Regions from separate parts of the Homo sapiens genome. Here region 2 is linked to region 1. The links are chromatin loops, found by intact Hi-C in ENCODE. Cell type or tissue: sigmoid colon. All regions are shown on one strand. Links, peaks and the distances in the headings refer to the core of each region. The heading gives the core; the rest is flanking DNA.

What was found. Peaks named below come from ENCODE experiments on the same cell type or tissue, not always from the same donor. Only the 100,000 strongest peaks of a DNase experiment are listed, where the experiment ranks them.
Region 2: a loop joins it to region 1, with 2.3 times the contacts of the local background. A loop is called at or near these places in 1 of 110 quality-filtered maps.

What each region holds. Positions count from the first base shown.
Region 1 is chr11:112,362,770-112,367,163 of GRCh38, reverse strand. No RefSeq gene overlaps it. Among named protein-coding and RNA genes, the nearest start is that of LINC02762, 94 kb to the right of the region's middle. RefSeq lists an enhancer at 472-1,671. In sigmoid colon, for the core only: no CTCF peak of the experiment used is centred there; a DNase peak (open chromatin) is centred at 2,013; H3K27ac peaks cover 2,615 bases.
Region 2 is chr11:112,562,567-112,566,960 of GRCh38, reverse strand. No RefSeq gene overlaps it. Among named protein-coding and RNA genes, the nearest start is that of LINC02764, 9.0 kb to the right of the region's middle. In sigmoid colon, for the core only: no CTCF peak of the experiment used is centred there; a DNase peak (open chromatin) is centred at 2,431; H3K27ac peaks cover 860 bases.

The DNA.
Region 1 (4,394 bases), core at 286-4,285:
TGTGTGTCTTGACTGAGAACTCCTAGGGAGCAGAAACTGTGTTCCAGTCATCTTTGTATCTCCATCCCTTAGCACAAAACAGTTAGGCAGCTATTGCTCAGTAAAGGTTGGAGGGAGTGAGGAATGGGGGGTGGCTTCTTTTTGTGTTGCTATAACAGAATACCACAGGCTGAGTAATTTGTAAACAGAAATTTATTGTCTCACAGTTCTGAAGGCTGAGAAGTCTGAGGTCAAGGCATCAGCAGGTTCGATGTCAGATGAAGACATTCTGTTCTTCCACGATGGTGCCTTGCACGTTGTGTCCTCACATGATGGAAGGCAGGATGAGAGAGAGCCCACTCCCAGAAACCCTTTATATGGCAGCATTAATCCATTCATGAGGGGAGAGCCCTCATGACCTAAACACCTCCCATTAGGTCCCACTTCACAACACTTGCCTTGGGGACTATCTAACACATGACTTTGGGGGGATGCATTCAAACCATACCAGGGAAGAAAGAAAGGAAGAAAAGAAGGAAGAAGGGGGACTCTGTACAATTTAGATATTACCTGCTCACCCCTATCTCATTCATTTGATTTCCCATAAGAAAGCAGTGGGGATTCTCCCCGCAAAGCCTTTCCTCTGGGCTTCCCTCCTTACCGTTCTCTGGGCACTCACCTCTGTGATGGAATATCAGCACAACACAAGGGTAGTCAACAACACAGGGCACACGCTACGATGAGAGAAAACAATCAAGAGGAAAGTTATAGGTTCAGCGTCATTATTCAATTCAGCTTCACCAGCCAGGAGCCAGGAGACCCTTCCACGAACTCTGTATTCCCCAGGTAAGAGCTCACCTCCACACCTTCCACCCATCTCAGCTCCTCCCTGGCCCACCAAGCATGCCCAGATCTGGGCTTTCCCTTACCTATTCCACCCCATTTCTGAAGACTCCAGTCAGCTGATTTCTTCATCTTCCCCAGCTCACGCTCTGCAGTGACATCTTCCCCAACCCCTTCCATCAAGGGCCTGCTCAAGCTTCAGCTCCTCCATGGCTTCTTCCCTGGTGACCCCTCACCATCCTCTGAACAGCACTGGTCATCTGAGCCATACCAATCAGCGCTGTTGACTCTGTGGCTGTTGTTTCATAGCATTTCCCACAGCATAGGGCTATACACAAAATCAGAGCTCAAACACATGACTGAAATGAATTAATACAGCAATTGGCTTTTCTGCAATGCTTCATCCTTTATCATTTCCTTGGTGCATCCTTCCTTCTTCTCCTAGCCCTAACAAATCCCTCTCTCTGAGGCCCCCTTGTTAGCTAAGAATTATGTCCCTTGCCTCTTTTTTTTTCAGGTGTTTTGTTAGAGACACCCTCCAATCACATGGCATGCAGCTCCCCAACATTCGAGCCTACAAGCCAGCCCTGACTTCCCTACAGACATATCTCTGAGCTGGCCTCTCTCCTTGGCTGCTGCACTTTTCTTACAGGTTCTTCTCTATCCTGATCAGAGGAAGCTTCATGGGTTCCTCTCCAATATCTCATACATCAAGGGGACATTAGAAGTGGAAGAAGGGTGTTAAGTTTAAGGTCAGGTTCCAGCCCATGCTGAGGTCCTAAGGGAGTGGGTGGATGAATGGCGGATGGATAGGAAGAACTCTTAGGGGGCCGTAAGTAGGTGAAATGTGGTTTTATTCAGCATCTCTCTTACACTGTCTCCGTCTTGGCTGCTTGCTCCGGTGGCTCCCACATACAGCTGCACAACCAGCTCTCTCTTCAGGGTTAGCAGCTTAACTCTTGCCCTACGGGCACAAGCAAGCCAAGCTGTGTCCTGGCTCCCCCATGTCCGTTTACAAAACAGACAGCTCTGGCTTTCTCTCTCTCTTTCTCTGGACACAAGCATGCCTGTACAGTGTCAGCAGGGAAATTATACCTTTTACAGATGATAGTGGCTCCAAGCCAAGTGATGAGCCTTCCCATGTTATGGCTACATGGCTGTGATTATACAACAAGTGGAGCTATGCTCCTGCGCTATAAACTGGCTGAGTCACGCAGGATGTTTACCTCGGCCTATCCTTGCTTGGCTGCAGTATAGCCATGTTCCTTACAAAAGGCCAGCCACATCACCATGTCAGCTTGTGTGGAATTCATAGCCAACTGACTCTATTAGGTTCTGTTGACATGAGCTGCTGTTAAGTCAGGTTTTTCATCCTTTACAGAAACAACAGATTTTGCGAACCTAAGGAGTGTAATTTAAATTTGTCCCTGTTAAATTTCATCGTGTTAAGCCTGATTGTTCCAGCTGGTGACGATCATGTTGAAGCTTCACTCTGTCCTTTCGATTTCTCAGTAGGGTGGAAACAAACTCAGTGTTTACAGCCTTAATGGGTGGCCTCAATGAAATAATTAACACCATGTCTACATCGGGGCTTTAATTCAGTTCTTGGCCCTGAGATCATAACAAAGCTGGGTCAGCTGAACTGCCTTTTAGGGCTCATTTTCATCACCATAGATAAGATAACCGTTCATTATCTTCTCCCAACCTCACTTCCACTATTAGGCTCCTCCACAGCACTCCCTGTCTCAGTAAATGCACTGCCATCCCACAGGTGGCCACGTCAGGAACTGGGGTTGTGGGGGGAGCGGGTTCCTAATTCCTGTCTCTCCATGAGCCCCACAATTGAATCAGTTCCTTAGCCTTATCAATTGATGATGCCTCCTAAATCAATCCAGTTCCTCAGCCACCAATTTCTCTTACATGTTAGACACGCCTTTGTGCAGGCTTCCTCCTGGCCTGCGTGCTCTTCCCCCTCCTTCATCTATTTATCTTCTACCCTTCAGGTTTCATCTCAAACCTTGCTTCCTCCAGGAAGGCTTCTCTGTCCTGTAGATGAGATCGGAGCCTCCTGCCAGCAGCTTCCGTAACATGGTGCTTTCTCTCTGATTCACCTAACTCACCACACGTTGTTGCTTGTGGAACTCTCCCCAGGTACATCTAAGTTCCCTGAGGATAGAGAAGGATTCTGTTTTGCTCATTGTATCCCTAGCCTACAGTAGATACTCAAAGAATGTTTCTTGAATTATTGCATTAAGTATGGTGCCATGAGTTTGGTTGCACAAGGTTTAAATCACTAGCAAGTGAGTGGGCTCCAGACCCCTAAGGCCTCTGGCATGGGGAAAGCACACCAGCTTTGCCCTCTACGCAGCAGCAGGACCCGGGTGATTCTATGAGCCTCAGTTTCCTCATCTGAAAAGTGAGAGTAAAAACGTATCATATGGGATTGTCACAGGGTCAAAGGAAATTATGCATATGAGTTTGCTCCCAAGCTGAAAAGCATGGTTCAAGCACAGGTCTAACCATAGCCATCCAGTCCCTCTGTGAGTGACTTTGCCCTGGCTTTGGAGGCTGTGCCAAAGTTGCATGGGCTCAACCTTGACCACATGACTCATCAGTGTGGGCTCAGTAAAGTCCAGCAGGTCTTTCTTAATTCCTTCTCAACCCTTTCTGCTATCCTCATTCTTCTGTACTACTGGGCCACTTCCAGAAACTTTCATAACCGCCACTTCTATTGCATTCTCTTGGTGGAGGGTTTAGTGATCCTGAAGGCCCTAGAAATACATGGAATTTAAAACACAAAATGGAGAGCATTGTGCATTTTAGTGAAACAGCAATTAGGAGCAGCAGTCACCATGTACTTGGGAGGGCAAGAGAGCCGAGGAGAAAAGTAATAAAGTGACCTCATAAAGACACTTAATTTCATTACCACCAGACGCAGTTTCCCATTATTGCTCTTGGTGTTTAATGGTTTTATGATTTCATCTATTGATGCTTAGCTAGTTCATTAACTGTGCTGCTAAAAATACAATTATCTCCAACAAACCCTTCATCACTAATAAATGGGGGGAAAAAACTTCCATCATTACCAGAAAGCAGTGGGGTGGACACACCTTCTGTGCAGTAACACTGCAGCCCCAAAGTTTTCATGGAGACTGAGACTGTAACCACACAGGTTTCATGTGGCCAGTTTAGAAATTCAGTCAAGCAACTGCCCTATTATTTGGCTGATTCCAGTTAACTAATGGACTGATTTTGTGCACCCAATTGACATTGACTTTGATTGAGCAGCTGAGTCACAAAGCTGGTGACCAATGTGAGATCTGAGGATCTGCTTAACTGCTCATTCGTTCACCGGGTATTTATTAAGCCCCTACTGGGAGCCAAGCCCCAGGTAGATGTGCAGTGATATGTAAAATAGGCAGGGGTTTTGTTTTGGGGAAGCCTGCAGCCTAGTTGAGAAGGTGTGTCTGCCGGGATCAGGGGAAGGAGAATCCCAGTAATTGAGCTGGGGGTCAAGGCAGAGAGCTCCACTCCTGAGTTGGGGTGTGGGGAGGAGATAGTGGGCACTGAGA
Region 2 (4,394 bases), core at 181-4,180, 200 kb before region 1:
CATGGTTTCTCTTATCCCACTCTGAATATGACACAAAATTACTATATATCTTTTATCTTACAAGACTCACTGCATATTTATAATATCTTTAGCATGATGAATTAGTAAATTGTACAGATTGAGTCTCTATTTCCACATCTTCCGGCAACTCTAAACATTTATTTGTTTGAACTTCTTCTACCCTCATTAAAATGATCCTTGCTTACTAGAAAATAATCTGTACTACTTCCCATAAGCATTTCTGAATTTCACAATACTGAATGTCACAGCAAGAACCCAGACCTCTCAAGACCTGCCCTTACCAATTTATATGTAATTAAGACATCCGTTAATGAGCGCACATCCTCCACTGGAAGGTGCAACACTGATTTGTTCTCTTTGCCGAGAAGGTAGACTGCTGGGATTCCAGCCAGAGGAGAGACAGAGACATAGAGACTGGCTGTACATTTAAGAAGCAGCATTGTCAAGGTGCCAGAGAGGGCATGGACCTTGAGATCCATCAGCGGTTGTCAAATTTCCTCACTAAATATTGTTCCAGGGGTAAAAATACAGAAAAGTTCATCTCGACAAATATATAGTGAGCACTATATAACCATGTGCAGGGCACAGAGCCAGGGGCTAGGAAAAGAACTATGAATCAGTGAGGATAATCAACATAAGTGCCACCCTCAGATAGTTAAAGGTCTGATAGAGGAGGCAGCTGGTCAACAGGTCATTTCAGTCAAGTGTGGTCATTGCTCCATTCATACCCTCTTAGACCTGCCCTCAAGAGGCCTTAATACCCAGGGCCCAAGTTCCCACAAACCCCAGATATCCCAGAGATCAGTTTGGAGAATTCCCACGCTGGGAACTTCTGCTTTTCTTCAGCCAACATCATACACGTAAAGAGGTCTGGGAGTAGATATTTCCTGGTAGTGTTTGCAGTGTCATTTACCATTTATGTCACCTGTCATAGGAGCCATTATAATATTTGCTTAAGTATTTAAATCAAGTTCTTTAAGCCAGTGGTTGCTGAGCTTTAATTAAAGCGTATTTGCATACATTAATATCACTCAGCTTCCCTACATTTTAACTGTATTTTTGCATTCAAAACATGACATTTCAATAACAATAGTTGTCAGTGCCTGGGCTCTTATTTATGCCACAATTACAGATCCTGTTAATTACAGCCCGGGTTGGCTTTTCCAGCTCCTTCTGACACAGTCTGCATGCAGCCACGGCTTCTAGTCTTTAAGCATGTGCATTTCGGTATTTAAAGAGCAGCTCCACCATGCTGCAAAGGTTTTTAAAATGTCGGGCTCCTGTTTTCTATCTCCAGCCCTGCTGATGTTCCAGCCTTCAGGAGTCAGGAGAAAAAATGCAGCTTTTGTATCAGAGACTATTGGGCCTGGCAGCTTCTGGGTAAAATTCTAGTCCTTACTAATGATGGATCTGATGTGTTAAAAGCTGAGGACCAACTTAAACTCTGATCCAGACTGCATCTTGTCTGCAGTTAAAATAGTGAAGAAAGAGAAAGTAATTTTGGTGGACTATGAATGCTTTGAGTTGCAGGTGAAGGAATAATAGGGAAATTCTCACCTCGTAAGCGTTGCTGAGTATTACTGGGGGTGGATAGCTGCTGTTTAGTGAGTGCCAATGTAAGCTGGATGGTTGGCACCATAGAGGGTTTGCCCTCCTGGGGAATTCCTGCTCCTACTTTAGGATTTGGTCCAAGTCACCCACCTCCCCAGACAAGCTAAGTTACTCTGTCCCCTTTGTGCTCTCGAGGAATCTTCTCCTAGCCTTGTTAGGGCATTGACCACTACTCATTATTTTCTCTCTCTTTCCAACTAGACTATGAATTCCTAAGAAAAGGAGCCATACTTTATCTCCCCATACCTGACACCAATGACCCCAAAGAAACATTTCTGGAAATGAGAAACCATAATACCAGACTCCCAGGGTCTGAGCTGGCACCAACAATCAGGTAAGGGCCCTAGTTGTGGGAAAGACCAGGACTAAAGGCCAGGACCATACCTGAGAGAGGGGGGCCTGTCCCCTCTCATGGTTTAACCAGCCAGCCCACAAGTTGCAGGCATCCCAGGTCCAGGTGACCCAGTTCCACCCCTGCAGCCTCACCAATCAGACCCTGGACTTTCCCTCCCTCACTCCAGGAAAAATGTTCTTAAATCAGAAAAGCAAATGGCTTCCAGCATCCTAAAACTGCAGAGACAGCTAAAGAGAGAAAGCTCTTCCAAAACAGCCTTTGTGGCCACAGTGGATTTCTGAACTCTGTGGTGAAGCCAGAGGAGTGAAAAGTCAGCCAGAGGTTTACATTTCCAAACACTGAGGCTGGAACAATAAACAGTGCTCTCAGCAGGCAGAGAGACAGCCTGATTTGGGTTTCTCTTGTTTATCCAGATACTCTCCAGCAAGCCCTAGCTCACAAACAATCTGTGTGTCTACCGTGAGTCCATGAGTCACTGACCTCTGGGAGCCAGACAACGTTTCCTGGGTCTGACAACAAAGTGACAGCAAATATCTCTGCAGTGCAGAGAACAACAAAAGATGCTGTGAGCCAAAAACTACTTAGAACCAAACTGGAACCCTAGGGAGGGGGGTGGATGCTAGGCCTGCTTGAGGAGAGTATGTGAACTTGTGTTTGAGCTCACAGGCACCGGTCCAGTCCCATTTTAGCAGCCACTTTTAAGCCCTGTCTATATACTGCCCTCTCTGCAAGCTTTTCTGTCTCCTTGTGTGTTCATCCATTCTTGCACTGCTATAAAGAAATACTTGAGACTGAGTAATTTGTAAACAAAAGACATTTAATTGGCTCACAGCTCTGCAGGCTGTACAACCCTGACATTGGCACCTGCTTGGCTTCTGGGGAGGCCTCAGGGAGCTTTAACTCATGGTGGAAAGAGAAACAGGATTAGGCATATCACATGGCCAGAGCAGGAGCAAGAGAGAGAGTGGGAGGTGCCACACACTTTTTATCAGCTAGATCTCGTGTGAACCCAATCATCACCAAGAGGATGGCACTAAGCCATTCATGAGAGATCTGCCCCCATGATCCGAACACCTCCCACCAGGCCCCACTTCCAACACTGGGGATTATATTTCAACATGAGATTTGGCGAGGACACAGATCCAAACCATGTCACCGTGCGTATCAGTTCACTGCAAAAATATATCTATTGAACACAGATTACATGCCAAATACTGGGCTGGATTCTGGAGATACAAAGACAAATTAGACTCAGATTCTGTCTTACGAGTTTTCCATCTACCTGGAGAGACAAATAGTTAATATTTTTATGGAGTGGTAAGTGGCAATTTCAGAGGGTACAAAGTGTTACAGGTGCAGAGGGGAGGATCACTAGACCCAGCCTGGGCATCTAGGGAAGGCTTTTTGGAGGAGGAGACATCTAAACTGAGTTCAGAAAATAAATTGTGTCCAAATGAATAAAGATGGAAAATGTATTACAGGCAGCACAACCAAGAGGAACAAAGACACAAACATGTGAAACGGCCTGGTGTGTGTGAGAAGCTGGAAGCAGTTGAATGTGACTAGATGTATGTGCAAGGTAGACTAAGTAGAGGTAGGACTGAAGGGACCAGCAGGGGTCAGGTCAAGGAGGGTCTAATGGGGTCCTTTATGTCAAGGGGAGGTGCTTGGAATTTCTCCTCTGGGAAACGGGAAGTCTTTGAATGGGTTTAGGAAGAAAAGTGGCATGAGGAGATCTACTTTTCAGAATGATCACTCGGGTTGCAGCGTGGAGAATGACTGATTAGAGGACACTGTGGAGGTAAAGAGATCAGCTAGGAGGCTGTCACTGCAATCCAGGAGAGAGCTCAGGTAGCAGCAGAAGGTAAGGAGAGTATGTTATGCCGTTCTTGCATTGCTGTAAAGAAATACCTGAAGCTAGGCGTGTTGGCTCACTCCTGTAATTCCAGCACTTTGGGAGGCTGAGGTGGGCAGATCGCTTGAGGTCAGGAGTTCAAGACCAGCCTGGCCAACATGGCGAAACCTTGTCTCTACTAAAAATACAAAAATTAGCCTGATGTTATGGCGTCCACCTGTAGTCCCAACTACTCAGAAGGCTGAGGTAGGAGGTCAAGGCTGCAGTGAGCCGAGATCACACTGCTGCACTCCAGCCTAGATAACAGAGTGAGACTCCATCTCAAAAAAAAAAAAAAAAAAAAAAAGAAAGAAAGAAAGAAGGAAAGAAAAAAGAAAAAAATAAATACCTGGTACTGGGTATTCATAAGAAAAGAGGTTTAATTGGCTCATGTTTCTGCAAGCTGTACAGGAAGTGTAGCAGCATCTGCTTCTGTAGAGGCCTCCGAAAGCTTCCAAGTATGGTGGAAGGCAAAGAGGGAGCAGGCACATCACATGGCAAAAGCAGGAGCAA